Regions from separate parts of the Mus musculus genome. Here all the other regions are linked to region 2. Evidence: chromatin loops called from intact Hi-C (ENCODE). Cell type or tissue: left cerebral cortex. All regions are shown on one strand.

Region 1 (8,000 bases), 180 kb before region 2:
AAGAAGTTTGCAAGCTTGGTGAATCAAGCCACACACATTCCCACCCCACTACAAAAGCTCAGACCGTGCAAGGTGCCTTCTCCACTACTCTCTCCTATACTGAGCTGCAGGGTTTACCTGTGCCACTCTCTCAGACCAATAAAGTCTGCTCTCACCATTTTGGAGTCAAACAGGCTATTCATTTTCCTATGATGATTCAGTTCTCATTTCTTGCACCATCCCTCTGCACTGCAGATCATCTCTTTGTGGAGTGTGTGTGTACACACATGTGCATGTGCCACACGTGTGTGTGCACATGTGTGTTTCCTCACCCTAACAACCTTTTCTTTATGTGCTGATTCTATTTGATGCTTTGTTGCTGTCTAAAATTTCCCTGCCTTTTAATTTTTTTAACTGGCAGAGAAAATGGACCCACTCAAGACCCCTAGATGGTAATACCAATTTTTTTTTATAAATTCTAAACATTTTCCTAAGCTCTGCCCCTAAATCAAGACATTAGAATATCTCCTTCTGGAGTTTGAAGTGCACTGTATCTCCTTAGACCTAATTTTAGAAACAGGATCATCATTAACATTAAATTTTTCATAGATATTTAGTTTTGAAGAGGAGTCATCCATAAGTTGATGAATTCCTTCATTATTAAATGTCAAACTATTTGAGGCTTGTAACTTAGATTCCGATATTTGATGCTATGAAAAAACTGAGCAATTTTTGCTGAATCCTGAAGCTAGAAATTGTTAGCAAGAAGTAAACCTTTGGTTGAAAAACAGTTGAGGGGTTTTTTTTGCATTTATTATTGTCATATGAATTTATACATTCTTAATAATTAAGATAGTATTAGTTTAGTAAACGGAGTGAAACTCTATTTCTGAATAAGGGTTCTCCCAAGTCCTGTACCTGTAAGTGAAGAGTGTGTGTAAGGGTCCTCTTACACTGAAGCATTGTCCAAAGCCATCCTGCCTCTAGCCACACTTTCCCCCTTGTCGATGAACCAAACTTTGACTAATTGATAGTGGTGCTGCTGATTTACTTAGGTCACAATTGGTTCTAGCAACAATGAGCACTGTAACCTGCATCAATGTCCTACACAGTAGGCTCCAAAGTGCAATTTTAAGACTTGGCATCAATCTTTGGTCGATGTGTTATCACTGGGAAATAAGCAAACAAAGTTTTGCATGAAGAAAACATGCCATTTCACTTCAAAATGGTGCGGGGCTTCCCACAGAGAAGATCTCTCAGACACAGTCTATGAGTCTATGAGCTGATTGGAAGCCTTTATTCCAGCCAGCTGCTACTATACCTGGGTATTTGGGAGCCAAGTGCAGGCCTGAACCTTTCTCAGGACCCATACATATTTAAGAAGGAAAAAACACATATTAGCTGGATGGTGCACAAGGTTCCCTTCCCACAGCTGCAGACTAAGCAGATAGTCACAAAAGCCAAAATGTGCAATTAGCAAAAACAGCGAGGTCAGGCCAACCATTGCAAAGAACCTGCATCCTTGAGTTGCATTTCTTCCCGGAATTGTTTTTCTCAGGTCCCCACTTCTGGGTACTGGCACTTTACTCACTCAGATAAAGTTCATCCCAGGTACCAACACAATGTTACCATGGTCAGCTTACATCCCTTGTCACAAAATATGTTAGCAAGGATTTTACTGAAGATATCGGAGATATGGTGAGGGGAAAGGTGGTCCTGGTTTTCTGGAGCAATTCCAGTTCTAGCCCTAAGCATCTCAAACACTGGTGGCCAGTTATCTAGAAAGTTATATATCTTGAAAACGGGGTCCCCATACCAGCAATACTAGCAACCCTCAAGAACCTGTCACAAAACCAAGTCTTCATGCCAGTGCCCTTGCAACTCATGAAACAGAAGGTCAGAAATAGAACCAATGTTTAATAAGCAGTTAAAGGGCTGGGAAGATGGTTTGATAGGTAAAATGCTTCCTGTACAAGCATGAAGACTTGAGTTCAGATACCAACAGCTACAAACAAAAACAAAAACCACCACTAACAACAACAAAACCCAAAAGACCAAAAAGGCAAGCATGGTGGTGCATGCTTGTAACGCTAGCAGGAGGATCTTGAAGCTTCATTAGCCATCCATCCAGTTCAGAGAAATTGGTAAAGTCTAGATCAGTGGTTTCCAACCTGTGGGTCATGACCACATGCAGGGTTAAATGACCCTTTCATGGGGGCCGCATATAATATATACTTCATATCAGATATTTACATTATGATTCATCATAGTAGCAAATTTAAAGTCTTGAAGAAGCAACAAAAATAATCTCATGGTTGGGGCTCACCATCAGATGAGGAAGTCGCTGCAGGAGGACTTCCCTTCTCGAAGAGCAGTGTTTTCCACGTGCGAATGCTCACTGAGGTTGAGTTGGCATATTAAAGGGTTCCAGCACTAGGAACGTTGAGAACTATTGCTCTATAGCATCATCAGTGCCTGTTTCAAAAACTTGAGGTGCAGACCAGTATAGAAAGACATCAACGTCTGGCCTCCGCAAGCAGGCACACGCTCATACATGCACACTTGCACGCAAATGACACATGCACAAGGCTACAACACTCCACACACAAGTTATGACTGTCATAGATTCTATCTGAACCCTGCGCGTGTGAATTTCCACGGAGGTTCTTGCTTTTTGTGTAGCTTTGTGGAGGGATGTATCTTTTCTGGTTCTTTGCTGGTTTTCTCCTACCACCACCAGAAGAAGAAGAAGAAGGAGAAGGAGAAGCAGGAGAAGCAGGAGAAGCAGAAGCAGAAGAAGAAGCAGAAGCAGAAGAAGCAGAAGAAGCAGAAGAAGCAGAAGAAGAAGCAGAAGAAGAAGCAGAAGAAGAAGCAGAAGAAGAAGAAGAAGAAGAAGAAGAAGAAGAAGAAGAAGAAGAAGAAGAAGAAGAAGAAGAAGAAGAAGAAGAAGAAGCAGAAGCAGAAGAAGAAGAAGCAGAAGCAGAAGCAGAAGCAGAAGAAGAAGAAGAAGAAGAAGAAGAAGAAGAAGAAGAAGAAGCAGCAGCAGCAGCAGAAGCAGAAGCAGAAGCAGAAGCAGCAGAAGCAGAAGCAGCAGAAGAAGCAGCAGAAGAAGCAGCAGAAGAAGAAGCAGAAGAAGAAGAAGAAGAAGCAGAAGAAGCAGAAGCAGAAGAAGCAGAAGCAGAAGCAGAAGCAGAAGCAGAAGAAGACAAAAAGGAAAAAGGAAAAAGCTGGGCGTGGTGGTGTACGCCTTTAATCCCAGCACTTGGGAGGCAGAGGCAGGCGGATTTCTGAGTTCGAGGCCAGCCTGGTCTACAAAGTGAGTTGCAGGACAGCCAGGGCTACACAGAGAAACCCTGTCACACACACACACACAAAGGAAAAAGAGAAAAAGAAAAAACAAGTATAGTGTCAATGCACTTATTTCACCAAGAAATGAGACAATTGACTTCAAATATAGATTATTATTTTTCTCCATTTATATCCATAATCAGATTTTTTCTCTCTCAGACGATCACTATATAAAGTGAAAGTACATTTTCATGTTCTCACACCCTATAATGAGGAACATTCATGAAACAGAAATTGCATGAGTTGTTTACTTATTTATTTATTGCACTTAATCCATGCAAAGTGTGGGTGTATCATGAGCTGGATATTAAATGAGTCTGACCGCCGTAGTGCTAAAGCATCAGAGCCATTTAAACACCAAAATGAGGAATGAGACGTGACGATTTTAATTCCTTAAAGACTTCCGTTTTAATAGACATGCTGGTACAGTCTAGCTTGAAAAATCTCATAGTTAGAACTGAGTTTTGCCATTCAAATGTGAATCTGAAAAGCTAGGTCCAGCCAAATTGATGGAGGACCAGAGTGGAGGACGGGAGGCTGACTTGCCCCTTTGGTTTTAGAAGCAGAGGAAAGATGTAAGCATCTTTAAATCTAGAGATTTGGTACTGGGTGTAAGTTAAAGGATTGGAACACATTTTAAATATTATTATTATTTTAGCTATTTTCATGCATTAATTTAGTATAAGCAGAGATAACGTGAGTTTCCATTAATAAATTGAAGTTCAGAACCTAGTACAGATTTCATTCCACAGGCAGAGCCTACCCTTGAGAGAATTCCCGGATTTTGTGTCCTGTCCTGTCCTTTCTTTCTTGTTTTGTTTTATATTCTTTACCTGAATAATATGGCTGTCTATATTAAATAACTTACACCTGTTTAATGTCATAAAATAAAACACTCTACTGTTATTGTCCACAAATGGCACTTTCTATAATTATCAAGTTTATCGATGATTAATTCAAGCCAAAATTTGAGAAAGGTCTAAGCCGTTGGAAGGGTGTAATGACGCTTTTTCCCACTAGAGGGCGATGGCAACTTCTGTGAAATCAGGACCGCTTTATTACCTTGCCAGTTGTGTTTTAGTCCTGCATACTGATAGGCGATCAGATAGTTGCCTAATGAGGCTGCCAGTCAGGATGGCTGTGTTTAGCTTTTAAAGCTCATAATGATCAATAGGTATAATTCCTCACTATCCTTTTCTGTTTTCTATGATATGTTTTCTAACAATCATATAGTCAGGCCAGAAATTTTGGAAGCAGGAGAGAGACTGGAGCATCTGGCAGAGAAAAGTAGGCATGGATATGATTGTCTGGCTGTCCCTGGAAATAAATAGAAAACACTGGACGCTTTCCTGGATCCATCAATCACATGAAGTAAAATCCTTCTCTCTGGGGGGAGGTGAGTTTCCATCCCAGGACTCAGCAGAGGTCCTAAAGGACACAGAGAGAAGGGGCAACAGTCTGCCCTTTTTAGTTAGAGTGCCAAGAAGGCTTTAGGCCAGGATGCCCCACTAATCCAACGGCTGTGCTTTGGCTGGAAGCATGAAATACTGGGGCTGTCTCAGGTGCCGAAGCAAGTCAAACCATCCTAACAGGAAAGAAAGGAAAGCAAGCCTGCTTCCCTCAGACAGGTGAGAGTGATGACCATCGAAGGGAGCCATGATGCAAGTCCACATCCTCTCCTACCATGAGTACAGCACCCGGGTTGAGTCATGCAGTAATGCCAAAGGATGAGGCTCGGAGGCTCCCTCGGGTTTGGAGGACATGTAACCCTGACAAGAGGCAAACACTTTTGGCACCCCTGTAAAAAAGGAAAGGCAGATCTCCACTTTTAAGATCCCACTTATGCACTTTGATTACGTAACCTAAGGTTATAGACCATAGGGAACATATATAAGTGTGTATATTTTCTAGTCCAGATATTGACAAGGGAGCAGGAGATGATTGCACAGGTTTATGCTGCTTCAAGCAGGGTGCATGTTAACTTCGGGTTCCCAGGTTAACACGTGACGCTGCTCACTTTTTATCTCACACACACCAGTGCATTCGCAGTGGTATCTCGTTTAGCCTTAATTTGCTCTCTCTGGAGACGGTTGAAAAGAGGACGTTTTGACATGGTTATGGGTCATTTGAATACACACTCTTTCTAAAGAGGGCTTTTTCAATTCAGCTGCCTTTTTTTTTTTTTTTTCCTTAAACAGAAGACAATTTTGATGGCAATTATAAGAGTTCTGAAAAGGCATGCAAATGTTTGGATGGCGACTGGACAACGTCGCAGCTGTGCGGAGGACCGATGTCCTAACAGGATCAGAGGTTGTCGGCTTCTGGGCCAGAGAGGGTTCCCAGAATCAGGAGCCAAGTTCTGGCATCAATGAAGATGACTCTGACGTCTGTCTTTCTGGTTCTTTTATACTCCTACATGCCTAGTTTTCATGTATGCATTTGAAAACATCACCCAAAAAGGTTTGGGGGGTTTGCTTGTTTCTTTCTTTTTATATTTTAAAGATTTATTTGATTTATACGTGTACATTATAGCTGTCTTCCGACACGCCAAAGGAGGGTATCAGATCCCATTACACATGGTTGTGAGCCGCCATGTGGTTGCTGGGGATTGAACTCAGGACCTCTGGGAGAGCAGTCAGTACCCTTAAACATTGAGCCATCTCTCCAGCCCCCACAAAGTTTTTGTTTGTTTGTTTGTTTTTGTTTTGTTTTTTTAAGGATTTCACTAAATATTGAAAAAGAATAATTCTCACATCGTTGTTCAAGAATGAAAGCTAGACATTTTGAATTTCAAACATGATAGTTATTACAGGTTTTATGTAGTCATCTAAAATGCTCTAAACGATCCCAAATTAGCAGGACATTATAAAATAATAATTTTATTAAAATGCAATAACATTTTAGCCCACTTTCAGCCTCTGAGTTTTAAAAGTCCAGCTGCTGTCTGTCTTCTACTTTCTGACTTCCCCAGTTCTCACCATCTTCACAATGCAAGCCTTGGCTGCTGCACCTTTGGAATATTTTCTTTCTCACTGTTTTTGCGTGCTTTTAAAAACATTCACGAAGACTTCATAAGTCAGAACCTTGTATTTCAATGGTTAATATAAATCTTTAAAATTGAAATACCTTCCATTGAGGGGATATCAGAAGAACATTATATATAACTGAAGTTACTCTGGACTTTTATCTCCATTGTCTAATACTGAAAAATCAAGCCATGCTAATGCATACACTCGGACGGGTTTAGAGAGTTTATGATGGTTATAATGGAGAAGAAATAATCAAAGATTGGTAAGAATAGCATCACTTTTTTTTGAAAAATGGCAAGTTTTTCCTTATATTAATATAAGAATCAATTAAGTACATAATAAACTATTTGGAATTCAATTCCAAGTATGTCCTAGCCTGGGGGACTAAGTTCAGGGACAGATTTTTACTTTGTAGGTATAAGGTCCTTGATGTAATTGCCTACATTGAAAAAAAAATGTGTGTTGTGAGCCGGTACAAATCTCGAACACTGCTGTTGATTTGTGACCAGATGGAGACAAAGGCCAAGAATGCATTGGTTTACTTCTCTGTGGATGTGATAAACACCATAACCAAAGGGAGTCTGAGAAGGAAATCGTGCTCTTGGCTTCTACATCCCAATCACAGTCAGTCACCGAGGAAATTTAGGGCCGGAACTGAGGCAGGGAACACGGACAGAGGACCATTTACTAGCCTGCTCCCCAAGGCTTTCTAGCCTCCTTTTTATATAACCAAGAACCACCTATCCAGGCTTGGCACTGACCACAGTGGACTGGGCTGGCTCATAGCAATCGTTAAATAAGAAAACACCTCACAGATTTTTCTTACTGGTCAGACTGGTGGAGATAACTCCTCAATTGATACTCTCTCTTCTAAAATGAATCCAGCTTGAGTAAAGTTGAAACAACAACAACAACAACAACAACAACAACAACAACAAAATCCACCTAACCAGCAATCTGAATAGGGCTTTCAATCCCTATAAATAGCAAACTGTCAGGGTAACTTTATGTCCCTGGCATCTAAGTCCAAAAAGTGAATCTATATTACATGTATATCCTATTTCTCTACTATTTCACAGTTGAAGTGATTCATCTAAACTATTTAATAAGGTTATCCATATACGATTACTTAGAAATGAAAGAAATCCTTGTTGCATACATAGTTTGAGGAAAATTTCAAAAGCATTGTGATAAACAAAACTTCATCTAAAAATAAAAGTTTGATTTCATTCTATGCCCAGAAAACACTAAGTATGCTTACCTGATGATTCAGGAGGTCAGTGGACCACCTTCCTTCCTGTCAATATTAATGTTCAACCTTCTGTCTTTACCCTCCCTTTTTGGTGTGTTGAAAATCTAATGTTTTGTGGTTATCTAAGACGGACTTGTGAGGATAGAGAGATGGTACAGAGAGTGAGGTGTTTACAATCCATGAGGATCATCACACAAATCGCTAACACACAAAGCCCACGTACGGCAGTGTATGTTTTAGAGGGAAGAGATGGGGAGATCCTGGGGTTCCATGGCCTACCATCCTAGCTGAAACAGAGATCCCTAGATTCAGTAAGAGACTTTGTCTCAAAAACAAGGTGAGGAGTGATAGAGGAAGAATTCTTAAAACGCCGACTTCCGCTGCCCTCCCGC
Region 2 (8,000 bases):
TAAAGGGAAGTACAGTTTTGAGATATTATTTTCTTAATCAGCTTGCTTTGTATCCTGCTTAAGTTCAAGGTCATATTGCACTGTGTAATTCATAAGATAATGTCCAAAAGAGTTATGTCAAAGGGTGTTAGTCTACAAGTAACTGGAACATGTGAAAATATGTTTTATCATCGCCTTTAAATACTTTAAAAAAGACAACTATATCAAATTAATAATTATATTTATAAAATAAATAAATAAATAAATATTTTTAAAAAACAAACTGTTTTGGGTCCGAGGTTTGACTTTTGAATGTTCTAGTTTGCTTTACATTGTTGTGATGAAATACTGACTACGCCAGCTTGGGGGAGGAAAGTATTTACTTAGTTCACGTGTGCTCGTCACAGTCCATGATGAGGGAAAGTCAGTGCAGGAAGCCTGATGCAGGAGCTAAGGCAGAAGCCGTGAAGACACAATGCTTACTCACATGCTCACCTTGCTTTCTTACACAACACAGACCCACCTGCCCAACTGTGGCACTGTGCACAGTGGGCTGTGTCCGCCCATGTCAATCATTAAACAAGAAATCATCTGCCCAGGTTTGCCTAGTGGACATCCATAGGATGGAATCTTTTCTCAGTTAAGGTTCCCTCTTCCCAGAGGACTCTAGTATGTGTCAAACTGACAAAAATCTAACCAGCCAGCACAACGAAATCGATACTAAAATTGTGAGGCACTGTTATGACAGACCTGACCAAGTAGGATTGGGGGCAAAGGGGGAGGATTGTTGAAGAGTTTGGAACTTTGGGCTGGAAAAGCCATTGGGTACTCAGAGCTGAATGGACTGTTGTTACAGGGAAGCCTGGAAATAAGGCTGTTTTTTTTTTTTTTTTTTTTTAAGAAAAGCAGGCAATGGAGACTTGCCTGGTCCATGATGCTTCCATGGAAAGCAGAGACTATTAGCTCTGTTCCTATGATATTCTGAACTGAGAATCTGTGATTTCTGGTCAGTTGCAGTTAAATAATTGCTCTGACTAATGAAATATCTTCACCAGTGGAGTGAACTTGATGCTTTCCTGGGGCAATTGATGCTGATTATGTGGAGCTGAAAGATCAGCCGTGATTAATAGGAGACCTACATTAATGAGGCAAATTCTTCTGGCAAGTGTTTCCACACAGAAGCTGTGGTCTAGAAATTACCAAGGCTATACTGATACATAGTGGCAACTGAATTTTTTAATGAGTAAGAGTCTCCCAGAAGATACTGGCCATGGCTTCTGCTTCAGTTCCTGCCTTGACTTGTCTCCACGATGGACTATCACCTGTGAGTTAAAACAAACTCTTTCCTCCCCAAGTTGCTATAAGTCATTGTGTTTATCATAGTAATAAAACACAAACTAGGATAGAGGGTAATGGAAATATTTTTTAAACTATATCGTCAAAATAGTTGCATAGCTTTATAATTCACCAAAACCATAACTGGGTGCAGGCCAATTTTATGGCATGCATGTTATACTTCAAAAGATTTCGTGAATGAAGGTCAAGAAACAGGCATTAGAACAGATAGAATAAAACTGTCAATATGCTCACAGCCATGATGGATGGGCAAAGCAACTCATTATTCTCTCTCTCTCTCTCTCTCTCTTCTCTCTCTCTTCTCTCTCTCTTCTCTCTCTCTGTCTGTCTGTGTCTCTCTCTGTCTCTTTCTCTCTCTCTGTCTCTTTCTCTCTCTCTCTGTCTCTCTCTTTCTCTCTGTCTCTCTCTTTCACACACACACACACACACACACACACACACACACACACACACACACACACGGATAGGACCATGATCTTTGTATCAGTCAGAATAACAGAGATAGTTATAGAAATCTAGACACTAGCACTTATTTGTTTGCTTATATGTGATATTAAGGCTATTCAAGTAATTTATTTCTTCTCACATTATTACTGTCCTTACAATGAAACGTCAGCACTTCCTTATTCCTGCCTCATTGGTCATCTTCTCTTCTTATTCCTCAGTGCTCCATTCACAGGCTGTTCTTTAGTGTGATGCCAAATCGCCTTCTTGTGGACTAAGTTGGGATCAGGAAAGAATGAAAATGTTCAATGAAAGTGTTAAAGTGTCTCATAATGTTAAATGTTGCTACTCTGATGATTCCCATGGACCCAAATGAAGGAGCAAGGATCCATAAAGACAGAGGTAGACAACTGGCCCAAATCAAGAGATGAGTTAATGAGCAATTTCTGTTTCCAAACATTCTATTCAAGTGTAGCATATACTTGTATGTACTACACATGAGTATAGATAGAGATATATACATATATACATATATATATACACATATATGTATATATTGTATACAGCATATATTGACATGCTGACAAGATAAAAATGTTTTCTGACACAGGGACTCATACATCCCAGGTTGACCTCCTACTCTCTGTGTATTTGAGGCTGACATTGAACCCCTGAGTCTCCTGCCGCCTCCTCCTCCTCCTCCTACGTGCTGGGATTACTGGCTTGTGTCATTATGTACAGTATACAAGCATACTAATTTTGAAAATGATTCTTTCAATATTGACTGGATTCAGCCCAGTTTACATTGAGGAAGACTTGGCTCTGTGTGTTCTTCTCTGCTCTCTTAGTGGCTGCCACACTTCCATGTTGTGTTTGTAGTTTAATATTCATTTACTTTAAGTGTTTGGTCAACAATTGCCTTGCAGGAGTGTTATGTTGTTTCACGCATGACTTTATGTTTTTACAAATAGTTGACTTTATAGTTTTATAAAATAATTTTTTCAATTGCTTTTCTGAACACCAGATAGCTTGTAATTTCTCCATTCTATATTCAGGCTGGGTGTATTGTCATTCTGTATCCCAATTCGAAAGACAAAGAAAAGACTGTTTATGAAATGTATGGCTTCCCGCCTTGTGAGTTATACAGAATTAAAGTTTATAGATATTCTGCTCAATAATTATAATTTCTAGTAATTATTCCTTAGCTCATATATTTACAGACTGTTTTTGCCAGTAGTGTTTTATTAGCAATTTCCCCCATGCATCTGACCAGATAGTTTCATCACTAAGTAGCTTTTCAAATTGTCCTTTATCTCTTTGCTTTTTTCTGTTGTTGTTTTGTTTTGTTTTTAAAAATGTGTGTGTGTTTGTACTTCTGAGCCATCTGGGAATAGAATAAACACACAGGGTAGAGGTTAGAGATGAACAGGCAATGGGCACATTGGATTTCACTGTTACGAGGCATTTCTCAAGTTGAATGCCACATTATTGCCCTGACTCTATATAACATTGCCTGTAAAGCACTTCTTTGCATTTTGTGGTCTGCAGTGAGACTTCCATATCTTCCTTCACTTATACTGGCAAATATATTTAGATGTCTATTCAAAGACTTGGAGCTCGTTCTGCCTGCCTGTACAGCGTCGCCACTTAAGTAGCTGCACAGGGTTACATATTTGAACTTCCAGGTATGGGACCAACACGGTAAATCTGATGTGGCATCCATGACCACGGTTTTGTTGCTTTTCTGGACTCAGAATATTTGATATAAATATTATTTCCTCTATTAAGATTTGGGATTGTACTTGTTATGAAAGTTCATTGAATTTGAGTAGCCTGTCTGTCTCGTCTTTTTTATCGTTTGAAGTTGGCTTTAGAAGGGAGAGGGTAGAAATGGCTTCAATTTTCCATTTTTATCTGAAAGTCTCCAGATTGCTTCTTAAATGAGTCATGGAAGAAAAAGATAGTTGCTTGGGAACAATTTAATTACACACTATATATAAACTAGTAACTGGATTTTCTTTGAAGTTAAGTTAAACAATATAATTAATTGAAAGTAAAACATACCAATTTCTGTTTAGTTCTGATAGCTTAAGCCTTTTTGGGCAGGATAAGGAATATTTAGCTTCATAAACAGTCTTCTTCACAATTTAGCTGTCTTGATTCATCTTTTCTCAGTCCTGTCTTTTATTGAATCTTGACTTTTATCCTATGTTTCATAGAATGAGGGAACTCTGCACTTTTTCAGTACTTCAACGTTTCATCCAGGGGTCAAAACACAAAGGGAGGAACTGGCGAGATACATCCATGTATAGGCAGGGTTGAGCATGACGACCTGAGCTCAAATCTCCAGCACCCAAGGAAAAAAGCAGGGCATGGCTGTCCAGGACTGTAACCCCAACATTTGACGATAGTGAAAGGTGGCTTCCAAGAGCACACTGGAGCATCCAGCCTAACTGAAATGGGATGCTTTCAATTCAGGAAAACAACCTGCCTCAAGGGACTACAGCAAAAAGCAGCAAAGAGAGATGACCACAGTATTAATTTTACTCTATACATTCCTGCTAAATGCCCACATACACCCCCACATGCATGTCTACACACACACACACACACACACACACACACATAGACACACAAAACCCACCCCACACATGGAAAGAGTAAAATTAAGTATGTGGGGGAGATGTAGAGGGATAAAAGGGGCTCACTGGAACAAACTGAAGCTGGTACTCCCCAGATAAATAAGACAACTTCAGTCAGCTCTCCTGATCACTGGAAGATAAAGAACTATGCATATGACTGCCAGATTTCTAGTAAGTGCAAAAAGTAGACGTGAATCCTGCCAGTTACAAAATGTCACTGAAATATTTTTAAAGAGTGTAAAACTTAAAATGTCTGTGAACCAAATACATTTGGCCTGGCAGACACTTGAGCCCTCCTCTTTGACGGTCAGTGTTCTTTCTGCCAGGATTTTGGTAATTCTGTACATACTTAAATATATTTATCCATACTCTAATCCTTTGTGTGTGCCAGCATACCCAATGCTTCAAGTCCTATCTTGTGTTTTGCAGATGTGGTCTATCCAGCTGTCCGTAACATTTGTAATATAACTAACTTCTGCCTTGAAGTAGTCAAACATCTTGAATCGTATTCACTCCGGAGTTTTTTCTGGGGTTCTCCTTGTACTAGTTACTTTTTTTAAATTAAATTAATTTCTTTCTTGTGTTTGGTTGTTTTGCCTGCATGTCCATCTGGTCTGTGCATCATGTGCATGCTAACACCTATAGAGGCCAGAAGAGAACAGAAGATCCCCTGTAGATGGGGTTGTAGACTGCATATTGAAAATGGAATAAGTTCTCTATAAGAACAATCAATGTTCTTAGTTCATTCTGTCACTATTGTGACAAAACATCCTTAAAAGCCACTTAAAGAGGAAATACTGGCTTAGGCTCTTGCTTTAAGGCATTGGACATTCATTCCACTGTGGTTGAAAGAAAATGTGGTGCGAGATTGAGGCCACTGGTCACATACTGTTAGTGTTAGTGTCAGAAAGATGAATATAATGCAGATGCAAAGAACACTTTCTTCTTCTTTTTTTTTTTTTTTTTTTTTTTGAATCCTATCTGGGATCCCAACACATGGGATAAGAGCGTTCACAATCCAGGCAGATCATTCCTCCCCAGTTGAGCCTCTTTAGAAACGTCAGCACAAGTATGTTCATAAGTGTGTCTACCAGATTATTTCAGATCTAATCAAGGGGAAAGAACATTAACTATAGCTGCGCTCTTTGGTTATTTCATGGGTGCTTTCAGTGTTCCTAGGGTCATGTGCTAACACAGTAAAATATTTCAGATGAAATTTCATCCTTCATCACTCTGGTTGTAAAGAAAAGCTTAGTGATATTTATCAGATAATGACTTATTTTACACATAATCCAACTAGTTTCCTTGATAGGTTTCACACACACACACACACACACACACACACACACATACACATCATCATCATCATCATCAGATGGGCATAACAAATTCTTCTCATTAATTTTTGGACTGTTTAAACTACTTGCTTCAAAAAAAAACCCAAATAAACACGTGATTGTAGAATTCAAAACACATCCCCCCACTGTCTAACCTGTAATGTTTATTCTGTATGTTAAGATACATGTTATTTTCCACATTGTTTATATATAGAGATTTTATTGATATGAGAAAAGTTTATATTTTTTCAATAATGATACTTATATGGTTAACTTTGTGAATAACATTAAAATGGTCCATGATACTGAGAGGATACAGCAAGGATGGAAATTTAGAAACCTACTTAAAGAATAATACTTCAAGTTGTGTATTATGCAAATGTTTGAACATTTCATTGTGACAGTCTGGTCCATTTTCCAGCTGTTTTCCTAATTACTAACATTTTAAGCAGAAAATGTGGGGTAAAATGAGTGGCATTGTGTTTTCCATTGAAAGTTTACAAGTACAAAATGAAAACGTTTTTTTAAAAATTCACCGGAAAAACGGCTAGATGAACAGGGGATGGGACTGTGCCTTCACGGCTGTGAGTTATGGAAGGGAAAGAAGACACCAGGAGCCCTTTTCTGGCTACAGCAGCACTGTCAGAGGGACCCTGCTCTCAGGAGAGCACCTGTAGTTAGCATCCATAGATTGATTACTCTCAGCTTCTCTCTGCTTCACCTTCTTTTCCAATGCATCATCTTTACATTGAGCTATAGTACATGAGCAAATTTAAAAGTATAGACCTGACATTTTTACTCTGAATTTTCACTTATTGTATGTGACCTGAAGACAAAATAATTATATTAAATTAATGTTCTATGACCCAAAACCTGTTTATTTTAAGTTAATTTTAGGTGGTACATAGAAGACTTTAAAAAAAAAAGTATGGACACAAAACTGATTAGAAACATTTTTTGGGCATAAGAGAAAATGTTTAAATTGGTGTTTAAAGTAAAACTTACAATAGTGTGTGATCACAGTGTACAATAAGTGAATTGAATGAGCCCAGTGTTACAATAAACAGACAGGTAAACTGAGAAAATGATTTGAAAAAGATCTGAATTACTCTTGAAGCAGCACACATTGTTTGAAACCAGATTTTTATTAGCTACAGATGCTCACCACAAATGACAAATCAAAATTTATTTAAAAGCATATAAAAGACACAGCAGGAAAGGAGACAAAATGTCAATACATAAAATCCTCAGGTTAAAATCAGCACAGAAATAGGTAGGGGGTTTACAAAGCTAGACAAAGAACACATAAATCCAATAATGTCCACAAGACTTCAGATTGCTGTTAAATGACATCTTAAGGGCACCATTGAGAAAAGCAATTCACGTGTGTTTGTTTACCGCCTCAATGATATATTGTGTACAATGAGTCCCCCTTTGTTTTTATCTTAATGTAAATGTGATGTTTGTGCACTTTATGCATTTTATTATCTTTTGATACCTGTGACCAATGTCCAATGACAAAAATCAATGTGAGTAGCATTTCCCCTTTCTCAGATAATTCTACTAACGCATTTCTCTAGTCACTATGAAGTGTTGCTCAGGGCTACCCTACTGTGCTCTACAAAATCAAACCTAATTCCCTCATCAGTTTAATACTTCCAATCCAGTCTCGCCCTGTAGCACCTGGCTGCTTTCTGAGGCTCTAGTTGATTCTACTCTATGTATACCTGATCTATGTATACCACAAAATAATAAGAACACCCAGTCTTTGCATTTGTCTCCCAGATATTCCTCTTGACTCACCCCCTAATTCCATCCATATTGCTAATCTTAAGATCTGGTTTCTTTATGACTGAATATACAGCATCAGGTATATAGACCATATTTTTAAAATAAAACTCATTTTAATTCAAAGGCAGAGATGTAAGACATTCAAAGGGATGAAAGAAAGTATATTATGCTAAAATAAATAAAAAAATTACTGGAGAACTATATTGATTTTAGACCCACCAGACCTCAGACAAAAGAAAACTACCAGAAGGTAAGGGGGCAGTGCATTATAACAATGGAGTCCATTTGCAAGAAGGACAGAATTCATAGCATGTACACAAAACATGGATAGGAACACCAGAAGAAACAGTTTTATAGCATAATTTAAGATATAGGCAAGTTATATAAGTTAAAAGCAATTTTTTGCTGAAAATAGCCACGTTTTCCTCATTCTAAGCCTATTGGTTAACTT
Region 3 (8,000 bases), 400 kb after region 2:
ATCCAGTATGTGCGTATGCTGGTATATTTTCATTATGTGTTAGAGCCAATGTTTCCAAAGAGAACATAAACAAAGCAAGGTCAGATAATATTGCACACGAGCGCACGAGCTCCCGACACAATGCTGCCTGCAGAGTTAGCCAGGTCCATTGGCACAAGCAGGGGAAGATGGTATCTTCACACTGGGGCTTGTTCAGTTTACACTCAAATCATGAGACATCCAACTTCCTAACAACCTTGCACTTAAACCTGCAGGTTTAAACCTGCACTTATACCTGGGTCAGTTCTTTCAGTCATCTCTCACAGAATGTTTGACAATGACAGTGATGTGCGGAATTAAAGTCCATTGTTATTTACAATAATTATGTCTTATATGACTATATGCATGTTGCTTAATTAAGCACGAGATGCTTCATTTAGGAAGTACATGTGAAAATCAAAACTAAAAGATAAATCTAGAGCAGGCTCTCTTGACATTTGTTTTGAATAAGGAGTTATCAAAATACTCTGTTGAAAAAGGCAGAGGAAGGGCTAGAAGATAGAGCGCTTGAGTGATACAAGTGTTCAATTACCAATATCACAGAAAAGAGATGGGATGAATCCATGGTTCAGGAGGTAAAAAGTACCTGAATTTAATATTAAGCCACATCACATGAATTTGATCCCCAGAAACCACATGGTAGAAGGAAAGAACTATGAAGTGGAAATGTCTGGGTTTGTTGGAGATTCGATTGAGTCACATGATGTTTTCCTGGAAACTGTCTCATGAGAGGATGTTTTGCGGAAGCACACACACGAGAGGAGGTTTTGATGGTAACAGACGTGTGTTTTTCTGGAAGACGCTTTGCTAGAGCAGACGCTGGAGCGAGCACGTGCTGTCTGGACAGAGTATAAGAATAACCCAGCAGACAGTGGAACGACATTGGTTCACCTTGCTGGTCTTCATTGGGATTTTCTGATGTTAGACTTCACTGATGATGCTAGTGAGCTGGTTCACCTCCTTTCCTCGCTGATCTTTGCTTGTTGTGACTTCATAGAGAGAAACTCACCAAAGAACTTGTGCCAATTAGTGGATCCTCTTGGTTTCTCCTGGATCAAGCCACTGCTGCTGATTCCCGGTTGATGTTTTGCTAGTAGACTGGACTACAGACAACAAAGATTGGGATCGCCACAAGGAATTTCTTCTAAACAGATCCACATCTCCTTGTCCTTTGGTCAGTGGGCTATATGGGCAGTTAAAGCATTCAAGAACTCTTATTAAAGTAGGTTTTTAAAAATGTAAGCCTACAGAACCAACTCCCAAAAGTTGTTCTTTGACCTCTACACGTGTGCACACATGTGAACACACACTTAATTTTTTTCAAGAAGATGATGAGTTCTGTGGAAGAATGAGGAGGGAAATATTTCAGCGATTCTTGGGGATTCACACTGAAGTATTGAGCTGAGTTTTGACTAGTTTAGCACTTCTCGACAAAATTATTTTGTTGTCTAACATTTAATCTTGTCTTTCAAACATACTTTGGGGAATGCAGATTGTGAAACTCATAATTCCATTCTCCCTACCTTAAAAGTCATATCAAGCATTAAACAAGCAGGTTACCACCATATGGTTTGGGGGTTAATTAAAACATCTAAAACTCCTAAAATTTTTTGTGTCTACAGTTATCCTTTGGTATCTGTTGTGCATCTGTGTATCTCTTGCTAAACCTTCAGCGTCTAGGGAGCCAACTATAAAAGCTACCTATCCTGAAGTTCTTAACTGAGAGTCATGTCATCTTGGCTGGCAACCCTCCATCACCTCATATGTTTCTCGAATGCTGTTGATTTTCTCTGGCTCAGGAATGGTAATACTTAAAATGCTCGACCTGAGAATGCATCTATCAACACCCAAGGATGCTGTGGATTACACAGCTATACTGCTTGCACATGGTGGGGCAGGGGGGAGCAACCAAAAAAAAATCTATTTGATAAAGAACAAAACCTGGCCATACTTAAAATGTTAAAAATCTGATTTGCAGCTGTCTCTATCACTCTGGAAAAAAAAAACAAAAAACAGAGAAAGACAGTGAAAGCATAGAGCTGGAATAGGGTTCTGGATGCCATAGCAACGGCATATTCCGTGGTGGCATTATGTACCACCTGGCATGCTCCTAACTAAAGTGTAATATTTTGTCTCAGGATTCACCAAAATGGGACAAAGCATAGACATTACATAGACAGCAATCACATTAAAGCAACCTAGCAGTTGGAGCTTGAAGCATTCATCATTTTAATTTCCCTAATAATGCCTTTTGTGCGGCCAGGTGTTAGCGCCATATCAAGATTTATGAGTAAAGCCAAACTCAGAAGTATTTGAAAAGAAAAAGAAAAATGTGTGTTATAAACTTGCTAAGAAGACCTCGCTGAAATGTATTTCAGTAAGAAGTTCTAGCTAAACCTTCAGTTTATGTAATCAACAGAAGGAATGAAACAGAGGAACCTCAAATGAAGACTGGCTATGACCTTGTGTGTCATATTCTCCTACCTCCAAACACAGGGCTCTTGTGACAGAGATACACAGCATTTCACAGCATTGGTACAGAACCGTTCATAAATTAAAGGTCTCAATAATTTTCTTTATCTTTGGATCAAAATTAGCCCTTTTATGATTTAGACAATTTAGGAAATTGTAGGCTCAAATTCAACCCCCAAAATATTGAGATGTATTCAGTAAGCATCCATTCGCTGAGAGCGTATTGTATATAGAATACTACAGATGTCATGAGCCATATATACCTTGTCAATCAACAAAACATCTGCAGCATTCTCCTTTAAGAATACATGGAGTTCGCACTGCTTGCTTATTTTGAAATTAAGCATGGACATGCGCTTTGCTTGGAACAAGAGAATGTGAGCAAGAGGGAAATGTGTCACTGTCTGGCAGACATCATAGGAGACATCGTTTGACAAATTGCCTCTCTACTGCTTCTGTGATCAGATAAGCACGCATGGAAATGGTCCTCAGTCCATCAAATCTCCAAGCCCTGCTAGCCTGTGTTGGACCTGAAATCCAAAAGGGAAAATTCTGGTATGTGCCAGGGAGTTGGGTTGTTGATTACCATAGCATAATTTTGCCTCTCTTGTCTGATTAAAAAAAATTATAATCACCTTAATCACAAAGTCCATGCCACAATAAATGCTATTCTACCTTTGCTTCAGCATAATTTCACTGTCAAATGTCTTTAATTTCACTTAATAAGGGAGATAATTGTGTGTCAGAAAGGTAAAAACAACTTGTCCAAGAGGGAGCAAATGGAAAATGACTGAGCCTCAAGTCAAACCAAGTTCTGAATCAATGCTTTTCCACCAACCATATAGCCTACTCTTGAGAAATATTATAGTCACATTAAATTTTTAAAATATATGAAACAAAATTGTGATGAAGCAACTGCATCGTTTCTACCAACAAAACTCAGTTTAAAAAACTCTTTCCATAAATACAAGTATAAAAATTAATTTCTTGGTTATTTGGGAACTTCTGGTCTCCTATGAACTCTTGGATTGGTTTTTCTAGATCTGTGTAATTTGCCATGAGAACCTTAATGAGCAGTTCCTGGAATCTGTAGAATAAATTTGGTAGTATATTCATTTTTCACAATATTAATTTTGTCAATCCAGGAGCACAGAAAGTCCTGTGTCTTTCTTTTTTGTTGTGTTTTTGTTTTTGTTTTTGTTTTACAAGGCAGGGTTTCGCTATGTAGCCCTGGCTGTCCTGGAACTCATTCTGTAGACCAAGCTGGCCTCGAACTCAGAAATCCACCTGCCTCTGCCTCCCGAGTGCTGGGATTAAAGGCATGTGCCACCACGCCCAGCGTCCTGTGTCTTTCTTAATGTCATTTTACAACATCTTGGAGCTGCATTGCAGAAGTTTTTTCACTTCTTTAGGTTGATTTATTCACTGCTACTTTGTATGCTTATTACAGCTATTATTAATGACTTATGTTTTCCGAATTTCTTTCTCTTGAGAGCTGATTGTTGGTGTGTATATTGATTTTATATCCTGAAACTTCACAGTAATTAGTTATTAGATGTGAGGGTTTTCTAAGCAGGAAGAACACAGCTGTGAATGTGACAGTATCTGACCTTAAGTTATACTACAAAGCTAATAATGACAAAGACAGCATGATACTGACATAAAAATAGATGGGTCAGTATATAGAATAACCCAGAAGTAAACTGACAAGCCTGGGCCCACCAACATTTTGATAAAGATGGCAAAGGCATGCAGTGAGATGGATGGTGCTGGTAAAACGGAAAACTGAGCATCTACCTACAGAAGAATCGGATTAGATCCATATCATTCCCCCTGAAAAAAATCAACTCAAAGAAGATCAAAGACCTTAATTTAAAACCTGAAATGTTGAAACTTTGAGAGGGAGTACTCCTCAAGATGGTGTGTGGGAAGCCACATATGCCATTACAAGGTGGCGCTGGCTACCGCTGGCCACCACCCATAAGTCTGGGTAAACAACCAATGTGTACACATGCAGTAAAGTTTTTCACCAAGTCACTGCCTGGCCCGGGCATGATAATGAGGCTCTGCAAGGTACTGAGAGAGAATAACCAATCAGATGAGAGACATGCAAATAAGGTATGATAATGAGGCTCAGTGAGGTACTGAGAGAGAATAACCAATCAGATGAGGAACATGCAAATGAGGTAGAATGCATAACCAATCCTGGTGTGAGACACGCCTCTCCTAGGCCTATATAAGCAGCACCAGTTCTGGGCTCGAGGGGTCTTCTTGCCTACGCAGTAAATGCTCTCCCAATAAACGTGTTGCAGAAGGATCCTGTTGTGGTGTCTGCTTTGCTGGCGAGTCAGGGCGCTCACAATGGTGGGCTAGGAAAACACTCTGAAAAGAACCCAGAAGCCTCCATGCTGTGAGATGCTCATTCCTTGCCCACAGGCCCAGCTCCAGAACCACGGTTTTGAAGACATCATTTCCTGGTCCAACTAAACGGCTCATTCACCAGCTTGACCCAGCCCAGCTCTAATCATGCAGCTCCTGCACTGACCCAACCTAGGGAAGGACAGATTCTCATACCAGACACACAGCTGATGAACAAAGTGCACATTCCCAGGTCAAGTTCCCAGGCTAAGCAAATACAGCATTAGTGAGGAAGCCAGCATGTCTTCCATCAAAGTGTCTACTAATGAGAACTACCAAGATGAATCCCAGGATGCAAAATTAAAACAAAAATTGATTTAAAAAAAAAAAGATTATCAAAGAATTCAAGGAATTTAGGAGGACATGAACAAACAGTTTATTTAATTCCAAGATCATAACCAGAAATGTATTTGTGATATTTAAAAAGCATAAATATTGGGCTGGAGAGATGGATCAACGGTTAAGAGCATTGACAGCTCTTCCAGAGGTCCTGAGTTCAATTCCCAGCAACCATCTGTAATGGAATCTGATGCCATCTTCTGGTGTGTCCGAAGTGTGCTCATATATATAAAATAAATGGATAATTCTTTTTTAAAAAAAAAGAAAGGGAGGGAGGGAGGAGAGAGAGAGAGAGAGAGAGAGAGAGAGAGAGAGAGAGAGAGAGAGAGAGAGAGAAAGAGAGAGAGAGAGAGAAAGAGAGAGAGAGAGAGAGAGAGAGAGAACAGACAAATACCCAGCCATAAGAAATGAGCATTCAGGAAATGTGGAACACCGCCCAAAAATATCAAATCTTTATAATCTCAGAGGCTACACTCATATAAAGTCTCACCAACATGACTGTCTAAAAACAGAGAAGAGAACAAGACACGCCAGAGTGAACAGAGGGAAAAAAAAAGAGGTCTCATCTCTACGCAAGGATGGGGTAACCAGGGATGCTGGGGTGGGAGACATGGTGCATTCCCCAGGGAAGTGCACATCAGTGGGGTGACCACTTGTGTTCATTGATGAAAACGTACATCCAAGATTGGTGCCTAGCCCAATCGCTATCAGAGAGGGTTCCTCCTGCAGCTGGTGGGAGTAGATGCAAAGACCCACAGCTAAACATTAGGCAGAGCTCGGAGAACCCTCTCGATGAAGGGGAAGGGTTGTAGGAGTCGAAGGGGTCAAGGACACTGGGAGAACATGGCCTGCAGAGTTAACTAAGCAGGGCTCATAGGAGCTCACAGAGACTGAAGCAGCAATCACGGAGCCTACATGGGTCCACACTAAGTCTTCTGCATATCTATTATGGTTGTTAGCCTTGGTGTTTTTGCAGAACTCCTGACAATAGTAGTGAGGGTGTCTCTGACTCTTTCATCTGCTCTTGGGACCCTTTTCCTCCTACTGGGTTGCCTCACCCAGCCCTGATAGGATGGCTTGTGTCTTATTGTAACTCGTTACTTTGTATTCAGTTGATATCCCTGGGAGGCCTGCTCTTTCCTGAAGGGAAATGGAAAAATGGATTTGGGGGGGGGTGTGCAGGAGAGGCTGGGAAGAGTGGAGAGAAGGATGTATTGTATAAGAGAAGAATAATTTTTTAAATAAAAAAATAGATACAAGTAACATTATACAGATTGAGTAGGCCAAACTTAGGAATATATGTATATAATATATCATATGTACATATGCATGTAACTACAATAATGAAAAATAGGCCAATATTTGAAGGAAAGCAGGGAGGAATATATGAGAGAGTTTGGGTGGAGGAGAAGTGGGGGGAATGATGTAATTATAGTATTGTCTCAAAAGTAAAAAAAGAAAAAAGAAAAAAATCAAAACTTTAAATTAAGGACATAGAAGAGGGAAAAGAATCCCAGGACAATGGCAACAAAGGTGATAGATGAAAACTTCCCCCAAATTAAAGAAACACCAAATTAAAGAGGTACAAGAGGAACAGAGAATCCCAACCCGACAAGACCAGAAAAACGTCTCCCCAAGACATAGTATAGCTAAAACACTAAATATAAGGAACAAAGAAAAAACATTGAAAGCTGAGAAAGAAAAATAATATGAGTCACAGTACACAAGACAGACTGCCAGGATTTTCTTTTGACCTACACATGCACTATGGTGCACACATGTGCTGTGGTGCACACACACCCGTACTCACACCCTCACACAAAGAAGTTCTTTGTTCAAAGTCTGTCTTCACCTCAATCCAACATGTGTGCAAGAAGCAGATGTATTTTGACTTGAGGGACAAGCAAGAAAGTGTCTGTCATTTTCACTCTGAACCTGTGACCTTCAACTCTGAATGTGATCTACACACTCCGGGTCACCCTAGTTCTCAGGAGTTTTTAACCTCCACAATGAAGGTTGTTCTTATCTGTCGCCGTACCCTCCCTTTCAGTGATATTTTGAAGATATTTTTGTTTGAAGATATTCATGCTTTGGGTTTTTGTTTTTTACTTTACTGGACTTTTGTTTATATATGCTATTTTTTTTAATTTTGTGTTTGTGTGTGTGTATGTGTGTGTGTGTGTGTGCATGTGCATCTGTCTGCCTGCATGTATATGTGTTTCTTGTGCTTTTTTCCATTTATTTTATTTTATCCTTTTTATTTGTTTGTTTTATTTGCCTGTTTGTTTTCTAGAGAGGAAAAGGTGTGGAGTTGGATGGGTAGAGAGGTGGGGTGGACCCGGGATTTGATGAGGGAAGGAAAACTAATCAGAATGTATTGTATGAAAAAAAAAAAAAACCTATAGAACCAAGGACTGTTCCTATTTAGCTTGAAATCCACTCCAGGACACATGACGGGGTACTACTGGCAGCTAGTGTCAAAAGGAAAATTCTCCCACGTCCAGTGTCATTGTCATCAATCGAAGAAGCAGACTATACTCGCAGAACCTGGAAGATCTTCCTACGAGAGTGGGTCTCCTCTGCCCTCTGGTGGCAGAAATCTGCATCACACATACTGTCAACGCAGTAGCAGGAAAAGGCTATTTTGAGACAGTGTCAGTGACAAATCATGGAGCAGAGTGATGTCCCTAGGGTGCTGTCATTTGAGGAAAGATACTGGGATGTATAGCTCT

The links. Peaks named below come from ENCODE experiments on the same cell type or tissue, not always from the same donor. Only the 100,000 strongest peaks of a DNase experiment are listed, where the experiment ranks them.
Region 1: a loop joins it to region 2, with 2.7 times the contacts of the local background. A loop is called at or near these places in 2 of 42 quality-filtered maps.
Region 3: it touches region 2 in a loop (3-fold over the local background); 5 of 42 quality-filtered maps call a loop at or near these places.

Annotation. Positions count from the first base shown.
Region 1 is chr15:90,211,485-90,219,484 of GRCm38, reverse strand. No RefSeq gene overlaps it. Among named protein-coding and RNA genes, the nearest start is that of Alg10b, 8.8 kb to the left of the region's middle. In left cerebral cortex, a CTCF peak has its summit at 4,336 (motif pointing right); a DNase peak (open chromatin) is centred at 4,365.
Region 2 is chr15:90,027,671-90,035,670 of GRCm38, reverse strand. No RefSeq gene overlaps it. Among named protein-coding and RNA genes, the nearest start is that of Gm36330, 13 kb to the left of the region's middle. In left cerebral cortex, no CTCF peak of the experiment used is centred here; DNase peaks (open chromatin) are centred at 3,540 and 4,761; H3K27ac peaks cover 531 bases.
Region 3 is chr15:89,623,625-89,631,624 of GRCm38, reverse strand. No RefSeq gene overlaps it. Among named protein-coding and RNA genes, the nearest start is that of Rabl2, 36 kb to the right of the region's middle. In left cerebral cortex, a CTCF peak has its summit at 7,877 (motif pointing left); DNase peaks (open chromatin) are centred at 1,809, 2,218, 4,446 and 7,861; H3K27ac peaks cover 706 bases.